Regions from separate parts of the Homo sapiens genome. Here all the other regions are linked to region 1. Evidence: chromatin contacts called from ENCODE Hi-C or POLR2A ChIA-PET data. All regions are on one chromosome and are shown on one strand. Each heading gives the region's core, a stretch centred on a gene start or an enhancer-like site at or near the end of the contact. The rest is flanking DNA. Distances are from core to core; before and after follow the strand shown. Region 1 has its middle 150 kb from the start of LETR1. Region 2 has its middle 67 kb from the start of LETR1. Region 3 overlaps LETR1 (lymphatic endothelial transcriptional regulator lncRNA 1).

The links. A loop is a pair of places that touch in the nucleus more often than their neighbours do. ChIA-PET counts read pairs that join two places held with the same protein, here RNA polymerase II (POLR2A). Pooled maps may share reads with other maps.
Region 2: a loop to region 1 is called in a map of endothelial cell of hepatic sinusoid, with 5 times the contacts of the local background. The contact joins two enhancer-like sites. A Hi-C loop is called at or near these places in 6 of 168 maps with a recorded cell type or tissue (K562, PC-3, endothelial cell of hepatic sinusoid and 3 more) and 3 of 50 pooled maps.
Region 3: a map of MCF 10A shows a loop between it and region 1 (6-fold over the local background). The contact joins two enhancer-like sites. A Hi-C loop is called at or near these places in 4 of 168 maps with a recorded cell type or tissue (Calu3, K562, MCF 10A and 1 more) and 6 of 50 pooled maps. POLR2A ChIA-PET finds 5 or more read pairs at or near these places in 1 of 52 experiments (OCI-LY7).

The regions. Positions count from the first base shown.
Region 1 is chr15:95,172,877-95,176,319 of GRCh38, reverse strand. No RefSeq gene overlaps it. Among named protein-coding and RNA genes, the nearest start is that of LETR1, 150 kb to the left of the region's middle. Within about 2 kb of position 1,884, at least 3 of the 41 ENCODE cell types and tissues checked have a DNase peak (open chromatin) inside an H3K27ac peak, as active enhancers do; they include endothelial cell of umbilical vein, where a contact is called at or near this core.
Region 2 is chr15:95,258,158-95,261,856 of GRCh38, reverse strand. No RefSeq gene overlaps it. Among named protein-coding and RNA genes, the nearest start is that of LETR1, 67 kb to the left of the region's middle. Within about 2 kb of position 2,261, at least 8 of the 41 ENCODE cell types and tissues checked have a DNase peak (open chromatin) inside an H3K27ac peak, as active enhancers do; they include endothelial cell of umbilical vein, where a contact is called at or near this core.
Region 3 is chr15:95,288,435-95,291,730 of GRCh38, reverse strand. LETR1 (lymphatic endothelial transcriptional regulator lncRNA 1) reads left to right here. Exons shown (of 4, transcript NR_034095.1): 2 at 2,177-2,309; 3 at 3,263-3,296. Among named protein-coding and RNA genes, the nearest start is that of LETR1, 37 kb to the left of the region's middle. Within about 2 kb of position 1,395, at least 2 of the 41 ENCODE cell types and tissues checked have a DNase peak (open chromatin) inside an H3K27ac peak, as active enhancers do; they include endothelial cell of umbilical vein, where a contact is called at or near this core.

The sequences.
Region 1 (3,443 bases), core at 635-3,134:
AGATATCAAGGAGATTATAAAAGACTGCCAGGGTCATGTCCAAATGACTCAGTAGCCAATGTGAAAAGATTTGTTTTTCAAAAGGTAGAGACATGACTAGAGGACTCATCCAATGGTATTATAGGTTATATTGAAAAGGAATGACGTTGTGCTATGTGTACTGCCCTTAGAAGAGCTCTAGGATACACTGCGAAATCCTTAAAAAGGGCTAGGCATGGTGGTTCATGCCTATAATCCCAGTGCTTTGGGAGTCTGAGGAAGGAAGATTCCTTGAGGCCAGTAGGTCAAGACCAGCCTGGGCAACATAGTGAGACCTTATCTCTACAAAAAAAAAAAAAAAAAGTTAAAAAAATTAGCCAAGTATGGTGACAAACACCTATAGCTCTAACTACTTGAGAGGCTGAGGCAGGAGGATTCCTTGAGCCCAGCAGTTTGATGCTGCAGTGAGCTATAATCATGCCTCTGTACTACAGTCTAGGCAACAAAGTAAGACCCCCATCTCAAACAACAACAACAAAACGAAAACAAAAAAGAAAACATAAGAAAACTAAATTAAAAATAGAGTCATTAAGCAATATATAACATAAAACAGATGTAATATTATACTTTTTATACTGGTAAATATTCTGTGATAAATCAATTTGGTTTTAAGATTTTGCAAATTTTCCTGGCTAGTATATATTCTTTTAACTTGAGATATTATAGTAACTATTATCAGTAGTTTTAGGACTAGATTTTGAGCCTCCGTGGACAAAGATTATGCACATTTGGTGAGCTATTTGGCATTTGTAACAGTTTTATGCAAATAAATACATAAATGATGTTAGTAGATGCACTGACAAAAATAGAGATGTGTTAATCATATTTATTAAGAGGGAGGTTATTAAATCTCTTAATTCATGTAGTTTTCTCCTTGTTTGTATCAGAATCACATATTTGTTTTATAATCAGATAAATAAAACAAGGTAAAGAAGAAATAAAATGGAAAAATATGCGAGAAAGCTTAAGAATATGCCTCGCACACATCACCATCTGGAACCAAAATATTTTCACCATGCCAATGTTCACTGAACCAATAATTCTCTCTTGACCAATATGTGAGTGGAATGGATAACTTCCTATGAAGTTACTTCTGGTTCATTGGCAAAGAGCAGTCTATTGCACAACTGAGTGTCTGCTTACCTCCCTCCCATATTTTTATTTACAGGACAAGTACAAAATCATTTGTTGCCGATTAGAAAGAAAAAGGAAATTCCAGAGAGTTTCTCAGAATGACTTTTATTTTGATGGACATATTTTAATGAACCAAATTTATGTGAAAGTTTGTCCTGTTAAAAGTTCACAAAAATATCATGCATGATTGATCTCAAGACTGTGCCTTGATCCAAAGACAACACACAACAGCAGTCAAACATACATTTTATGGGCTTTTGCCTGTTTTGCAATAACACCGGAAAACATTATTTAATTAAAATTTAAAACCGTAACTGATTAATTTTCTGAGTAAACAATCCCTGTAAACATGGAATGTCAGCATTTTAAGGCTCCACGAGTATAAATTTTACTTCCGTTGCATAGACATCTGGGAAGGACTTTGGCACAAGCAAAAAAGGTGACAATGTGACCTGGAGGAGAAGGGCTGTTTGGAGACCTTGCACGTTCTGTAATGTCACTCCTGTCCATGAGGCTGAGGCCCAGTCAGGTGTAGGAAAGCTGCCCTGTCCTGTGTGACTGTGTTGGCATGGGCAGCTGTCACTCCATCTACAGCTCTTTGCTAGCTGTAAATTGCCGGGGGTGGGTGGTGTCCAAAAAGCCCAGCCAGTAGCTGATCCTGCTGCGGCCTCACTGGGACAATGAGGAAGAAATTCTTAGGAATTTGGTTGTTGACATGGCTGTGCAGAATTTAGACTGAGCACTCCCACTGGGTTTCTGCTGTTAAACATCATCCCCAATTGTTACAGGAGCCAGAAAGCGATCTCATTTCTCTTAAGCAATTTTATATATTTTCTTAACAGGGGGAGGTTTAAAACTGTTACTTAAAGTACTCTTGAATGGCTTTTTGAAGAAACATGGAAATATATTGCCAGGAAAATGGGGGAGTATGTTCAAAGTAAGAAAAAATCTAAGACTCTCTGCTTAGGTATTTGTGTAAAACCTGAAATTTAAAAAAAAAGCTCATAATCAAGTAATTTTTATTAGACATTTATAGTCTTGCCAATAATAAATTTCGTGACCTTTGTTCTTCTAAAGTCTAGAGAAAGAACCAGAACTGAAGTGCTTTGAGCTCCTCCAGGTGATGTTCACAGCTTGCGTTTGTGTTTCCAGCCTGGTTCAGCTCTTTTGAACTCACTTCAACCCTTAGCTTACTTATCCAGACCAATCCTGCATGACAGATACCCTCCCTGAGGTGGGGAATGATACCATTCAAATAAATACTTTCATACTTCTGGACCCTGCTTTATTCCTAGTAAACTTATTTTTCTCATCAGTGTGTATGGAAGCTTTTTAAAAGAAGTTTCCATGCTAATTAATTATATTATTATTACTAGAGGAAGAAGAAGAAGAGTGAAGAAACTTTCCCCAATAAGAGAAACTTCAGTTTTTTGCCCTGTCTCCCAAGGAGGTCACGTATTGGCCATCATGTAAAACTTGGCATGCTTCTGTGAAGGGATTTATTAGTTAATTCTTCCATCCTGTTGATTAGCAGTGTTTATTAAGTGCCTGATTCCCATAGTAAGTGGCATAGAAGAAAAACATTCTGCATTTCTTTCATAGAGGAAGTGGAGAGCAAAAGAAGGTGCATCTGTAAGCTCTGCATTGACAGGCAGACCTCAGGGTACTGCAGGTTTGCTTTCAGATCACTGCAACAAAGCAAATATTGCAATAAAGCAAATATTGCAATAAAGAGTCACACAATTTTTTGGTTTCCCAGTACATATGAAAACTATGTTTATTTTATACTGTAGTCGATCAAGTGTGCAACAGCATTATATCTAGAAAAGTACACACCTTGATTAAAAAATAATTTATTGTTAAAAACGCTGACACTGAGGCACAGAATGAGCACATGGTTTTGGAAAAATGGCACTAATGGACTTGCTCAATGCAAGGCTGCCACAAACCTTCAGTTTGTAAAAAACATGCTATATCTGCAAAACGCAATAAGGTGAGGTGCAATAAAACAAGTTGTGCCTATAAACAGTGAGGAATTCACATTTAATGAGCACCAACTACAAGTCCATCTAGATATGTCATCTGATATTATCTATGTAATTTCAGTTTTTCCCTGCCTTTGGGAGATGGGGGAATTGACATTTTTATGAAGCTAGAAAACTCGGCAAAGGAGGCAAAGACAAAATGCTACTGAGTCAGGATTTCAGGATTCAACCCGTAGTGCAGTTAACTTCAAGCCGGAGTACTTCCTGTCATAGCATCGTGTCTCA
Region 2 (3,699 bases), core at 1,012-3,511, 85 kb before region 1:
CCTCGGAAGGGATTACATCCAACTTGGTAACCAAGCAGTTGATACTCAGGATAGTTTTGCCTTCTAACGAATTTGTGCCAAAATTCAGAATATCACATTACAGCATTTGCAAAAGAATAGTGTAAAGGCCAGAGAAAAAATGAGCAATGCAGAATATTGCTCCTTAAGTCATCAAAGAAATACAGACAATGTGTCCTATTACGACACCTCAAATACCTGTCACTAACTCCATCCAGCTGTGAGTGTTCAGGAGACAATATTAACAGATGTGTGGTTGGAAATTAGCTGTTTGGGGGGTATTTTTAATGAGATAGTTCTTTATTATTTTTTCTAGAATAAATTCCCCTTCTTTAGTTAGCCTTGATAAAACAGTGTCCAAGGTAAGTCTTGGAATCTCATCAGAAATCTCAAATGATTATTTTAGCTCTTTCAACTTTCTCCTCTTCAAAGCCATTAAACAAAGCAACTAATGAGTAAATATATAGGATGGCTTAAGATTTATTTCTTTCTCCACGGTTTATTCAGAAGTAATAAAATATTAGCAAAGGTAGCCAAGGCGGCTCATGCCAGTAATCCCAGTACTTTGGGAGTCTGAAGTTAGAAGATCACTTGAGGCCAGCAGTTCAAGACCAGCCTGGGTAACATAATGAGACCCCCATCTCTACAAAAATAAAATAAAGTAAATTCGCTGTGTGTATTGGCGTGTGCCTCTAGTTTGAGGTACTTGGGAGGCTGAGATAGAAGAATTGTTTGGGCTCCGTAATTCGAGGCTGCTGCAGTGAGCTATGATTGCATCACTGCACTTCAGCTTGAGTGACAGAGCAAAACCTTACCTTCAAAAAAAAAGGCAGAAAATAGTAAAGTTAAAGAAAAAAATGTTAATAGCCAAATCCCGGGTTGATTTTCATAGATTGAAAACTCAATTTTAGAGGAAAAGAAGGGTCAACTGAATCTTCTGTGTGTCAGGTGCTCACTTAATCTTCCCAATGGAGTCAGTACCTATGAAGTACAAATGAGGTGCCAGAAAGCTGCTATGTTCCAGAACCAAGTCTTTTCTTTGAAAGACTAAATTCTCTGCTTTGTCCCTGCTGCTTTGAGAGTTTGGTTACGTATATGATAAGGCCGTGTAATAATCTTGACATCTATGACTTCTATTTGAAGAACACAACTATGCATCTTTTCTGCATCCTAATAGAAGCAGACCTATTCAGAGACAAGAGTCTTTGTGCATAGTTTCAACTTTCATGCACTTTAGTCACCTGTTTTTTTTTTTTTTTTTAAGGCAGATTTTGACTCCAAAAGTCCAGGATGGGGCCTGAGGTTCTGCATGTCTAACAATTTCCCAGCTGATGCCAAAGCTGCTGATCAGAGTCTACACCTTAAGAAGTAAGGACTGTCAGAGAGCAGTGAGCTGAAGTGCCAGGGTAGAGACTTGGGATAAGGGGCCAAAAGGACTGGCTTCTGTCAAAGTTAAAACTTGGCGCCCCTAGGGAAATTCCTTCAGTGGATTGTGGAGCCATTTGCAAAACAAGGGCTAGTGTAGTCCTCTGGTTGGCTTTTTCACCAGCAGGCTTGAGGTTCTCTACCCATACACAGCTCTCCTGAAGTCCACCGCTGTTTTGTTTGGACAGGCTGGTCTCAAGTCTGAGCTTGCACACAAAGAGCTTATCACCAACACTGGCCTTTCTCTGGCAGCTGTTTTCCTTCCGAGTCCCAGGGCTCTAGTCTGAGGGCAGGAAAAAGGCTTGCTGGAGAAAGAAGGGGTGCTATCAGCAAGCTGTGGTAGATGCCTGGCTTCAAGACCTTGCGGGGGAGTACCTCTCCCACACATACCTCCTTACACACACCCCAAAGATCAGCTTCTCCACTATGTCCTTGCCCTAGAATAAGTATGAAATAAGCAGTTTGATAAATCTATCGGTTTTGTCCATAAAAGCTGGCGAAGAAGCAGAGACTAAATTACTTCCTATAATAAAACAAGGAATTTCTATAAATTACAAGGACTGAATGTCAAGTCCTACAGAAAAACCTGCTCATGGGCATATGTGTCCGTGATGGAACAACACATATCCCACCAGCATGAGGTCAGGCATATGAAATCAGTATGAGGTATATGAGTGCCACATCTAGGAGAACTGATAAAAATCAGAGTCGTTGTCAGCTGTGTAAATTGAGAGGAAAAGGCGCCTTCAGCGACTTCCTTTGGGGAAGGCTTGTTTTGTGCTGGTGAACTGCTCCCCCTGGTGGATCAGAAATCGTCATGGTCGGGATTCCATTCTGAAGGGAGCAAACATGCTCTGGAGAAAACTGGGCAGTTGCAGGTATAGAGATATCCTCCCAAAAAAAGCTAATTTCTGAGCCCCCAGAAATACATTGAATACCTTCTGGGACCCTAACTGAGTCTTAGTGTGGCCATGATGTGAATTGCAAAGTTTGTCTTCCCACATTATTGGAGTTGTCTTGTGTATTCTCATTATTATGGTTGTTTCAAAATTGTGGCTGTATATTGATTTGAGAGATACGGAAAAGTCTTAAGTCCTGTATTTTATTTTATTTCCACTTTAAAAGCAATTCTGGATATTTACAAGGGGAAAAAGACCAACAGCGAGGAGAACATTTTTCTGTGAAATCATTTGTTTCCCTTACTGTCTACTTTTAACTGCTCTCTCTGAGGTGGTCATGTCGATTGTGATTAATTTATGCCTGGGCCTCTTGTTCTACTTCCCTCAACCTAAAAATAAGTTTTGTGATTTTCTCAGGATGAAATTTCTACTTTCATTATTTATGTCAGTGCCAATAGAGATAGTTTATGTTGTTGTTTTCATTAAAGAGATTTTTTGTATGCCCTGCCATGCACAAAGAGGAGATTTTGCAGGTCAGGCAGAGATGAAAATCTCTGACAACACTCTTACTCTTTCGAACATTCTGCAATGAGGATTGCAGCTTCAGTCCAAACAGTGTATAAGCTAAATAAGGAAGTGTTTTAAATATTTATTTAACAAGACATATTTTAAATAACCTACATATGTAAATAGAGTTCTTAGCCTGTACATTATTGCCAGGTCGATTCTCATGTTCTGATATATAATTAATTACTGGTTTATTCCTCTGTAAACCGAAGCAGGGAATAATTCCGTGATGCCAGGTCACTGATGTCAGCAAAATGTAATACCCTTTGTCAGTGGGATCTGTGCAGGAGAAATTGAGACTGTAAAATCTGTGATGGTGGGTGCCAAAAGGTGTCCAAAAAACAAGTTCCTATCTCCATTTTAGTTGTTTTCTCCTGATGTGTAGACTTTTTCTCTATGTTACCTAAGTGGGATTAGAATGCACATTTTTTATGTTAATGCAAACTCAGAATGCCTATGCAGTCTAAACTATGCATTTTATAAGTCACCTAAAGTGTCATCTAAAGTAAATGCATATCATGACCATTTTAAGCAGCACTATTATATTTAGAAACAATAACAACACAAATATCAATCATTTTGGTAATTCTTGATCATTGAAAAAATGAATTTTTAAATGTTTAAGCAAAATCCACAAGTCATTTTTAACTTTTTGAGAGAAAAATATGGCGATATGTATGTATATATATATAATTTTGTTTTCACTTAAATGAGCACCTGTCTTTCAAATTACTCTACTAAAAACTTCTAAAGGGCAAAAATTCTGAACATCAAATTTGTCAAGGGTATA
Region 3 (3,296 bases), core at 146-2,645, 120 kb before region 1:
CCCTTGTTTATTGTGCTGTTAGAAAATTCACTTTCCTTTTTAGCGCTACAATCAGGATTCTAGAAATGCTATTTAATGCCAACGGGTATTTCATTAACACCGCCACCTCCAGCATCTTCAAGGATATCACCTCAGGCACAACGTTACTGATGGAGAATGTTTAGAGTATTCTGATAAAATAGGGTTCTTTCTTTTTCCTTTTTAAATTAAATCCTCCAACGCAACCTTTATTCTATGGTAACAGCCCGATGTTCCCTATCAAATTTTCCCAAGACAGGACATTACAGTTTTTCCCCTGTAATTAAAGCCACAAATGTCTAAAAATGATGAGTCAATAGGATTACAGACATTACTTCTCACAAAAAATTGAGTTTTGACTCACATGTCCTATTGAGGGGATTTGCGACTTAATAGCCACATATTTCAATTTACTTTTTAGGCCCTGTAACCACATAGTTGTAATATAGTTTAGACTATTGTAAAAGCTGAGAAACACACCCAAACCTAATCAGTGGCAGGTTTCCTAGGTTAATAAACTTAAGGAATAGTTTTGGGGTTATGGGCAGGGTTCACTTGTCAGCTAGACATTCTGAGAGTTTGCAAATTCAAATTCCAATACATTTGGTTTTTTTCAAAAAGGAGACGACTTTTGCTTAGTTCCTATTTTCATGAAATTGTGATCCCAGGAAAGCTGGAAAACCCAGTGAAGTGCTGGGTTTGACATTGTCCCTGCCCCCACCTGTGCTTTCTTTTAAAGCAAGGTGTTTCCTAAACAGAGATAGTGCCGAAAGGAGACACATATCGCTTTTTGCATCAGGAGTGTTACTTGATATGTATCAATATTTCCTGTCAGCGCCAACAAAGCAAAATCTTGGGCCTTACGGTATCCTTAGATGGCTAAATATTATTTGCTTAAGTCAGCGCGTTCCAGACCCTTTATGTGGCCTGACAGTTGATTGGGAGAAGTCCCACGAACTTTCTTAAAGTGTGCAGTCATCCGTTTGGCGGCCGGCTCCGGGGGTTCCACATGAAATCCTCTTTAGATAAATTCATACTTGCACAGGGTGATTAGCCTTACAGCTTGGTTGGCTCACTTATCTTTAAAAGCTAGACTTCCATGATCAATGTGGGCCTGAGATTGTCTTCCAGTAACTACCTCTGCTGCGATCTCCAAAGCTCAAAGCTGGTGAAGGAAGATGCAACCTAAAAAAAAAAAAAAAAAAAAGAAAGGAAGAAAAAGAAAAGGAATTCTTTTTTTCTGCTCAAAGATGACAGGCTGAAGTTGACAACCTAATCCTTCAGGCTTGTCTTACTTACTGAAAGGCTCAAGTAATGTCAAAGGAACCATCTGATAACAGTCTACATGCCAAACCTAACAGCTTTATTGCAACAAGAAACTTTCACATTAAATTTCCATGTGTTTTCTCTCCACACTCCTTCTTAACTTTACAGCACACTCCCCACCTTTTTTTTTTCCCAAAGAAAGATAAGTCTTCCCTGCTGCAAAAAAAAAAAAAAAAAAAAACCAACAACAACAACAAAAAACAAATAGAAACTGCTGTATAGGCCAGCTGGGATATAGTCAAATTAGTGGATTATTATTACCTTGGGGACATTAGAAATCAAGTTTGTTATTGGCAGTTCCTGTTTCTGTAAGAGCTGTTAATAGCTAAAATTTAAAGGGTGTTTGTCGATCAACAGAATGTTATTTTCTTAAGTGGGTAACTGCCATTTTTCTTTTTCACGTTGCTCCTGCTGCTGCTACCTGGCACCAAGTTTACCTAAAAGTTCAGCCTCCCTTATAACTAGAAATAAAGCCAGTTTTCACAGAAACATAAAGCACACCTTTTTCTGGACTTACAGTTGTGACCTAAGAGAGCAGGTGTATGAGTTAGGAGTCTCAAACTAAAAAACCTTTTAGAAAATGGTATCAACTTGTTAAGCACACTTGAAAAGATAATAAATACAGACATTGTAATATAAGTAAGGGTGGCTCATTCTTTTCGTGTTCTCCGGGTGTTATATAAAGAATGTTTTCAGTAAAATACAGATCCTTCTGTGCTTACACTTTGTGACATTCTTGCTGGGACAGTTTTACATTTTGAAGCTAAACAATTCATTTAAGAATTTTAGCTCAAGTCCATGGTTTTTTTGTTTTGTTTTGTTTTTGTTTCAGTTGACGATGGTCGTACTTCTCCATGTTCTGAGACCAGTTTAAACAAAAACAAAAACCAGACAACAACCTTGCAAGGGAAAGAATTCAGAGTAAATAAACAGTCTTTTTCTGGGAAGTAAAATATTTCCCTAAGGTAAGTTACTTTTCCAAGGGAATTACAGCATATCCCAATGTGGACTAACAGGCGTTTTCTTCTGGTCTGATTAACATTTAGGAAAAAATAGATTCCTGAAAATAGCCTATTGTGTAATTATGTGTCTGATTGGAACAGCAAAATGTCTTTGTTAAACATCTTTTTAAAAACCAATTTTACCATTTCCTTCCAAACATTTGTTAATTTAATTGTGTTAACCCTTGCATCCACATTATTGGTCATGTGGCTGGATTGATTAAGAACAGACAGGGATATAGATTTCCACCTACAGAAACTCTTTTCAAGGGGTTAATCAGCTGGTAACTTGAGTTACAAATATATTGGGGAAAATGGTACTTTTGGTAAGATTTCTCACAGTGTATTCTTCAGCTATTTTTGAAAATTATACCCACAAGTTACATCACATCTGTAATAAACTCTGCACTTCAAGCTGCAGAACCTTCCAAGATATTCTGTGGAGTTTGTTGTATTTTCCCCATTTCTATATTTAAAACAAATTTCCTACCCATCCACCCCCTCCTTGAATTCAGGGAAACACAAATAACTCATAAGCTTTGCACTGAAATGAGTTTGTTTTGCTTTCATGCCTAGTATTGCTTTTGAAATTGTTCAGCAGTAAAGAAAAGAAAAAGCTGCTGGTATTAGCTTTAAACAACCGCCACAAACATATTGTCTTCCTATTTATTCTAGGTTTTCTTTCAGCCAAAATCAGACTTGCAGAGTTATTCTAGAGCAGTTGGATGACATACAAAATCACAACCACCAAAATATACACTATATCTTTATAATGGGTTTTATGTACTCACAGATACACACACACACTATGTATATATTAAACAAAAATATGAAATTGACTCATTACAAAAGTAACCATCCGGGTATGTGAAAACTAAGAATTGTGACTTTGATATTAAGATATGTCCATTTTGCAGATGGAGAAATTGAGATGAGAGCTCATCCACAAGA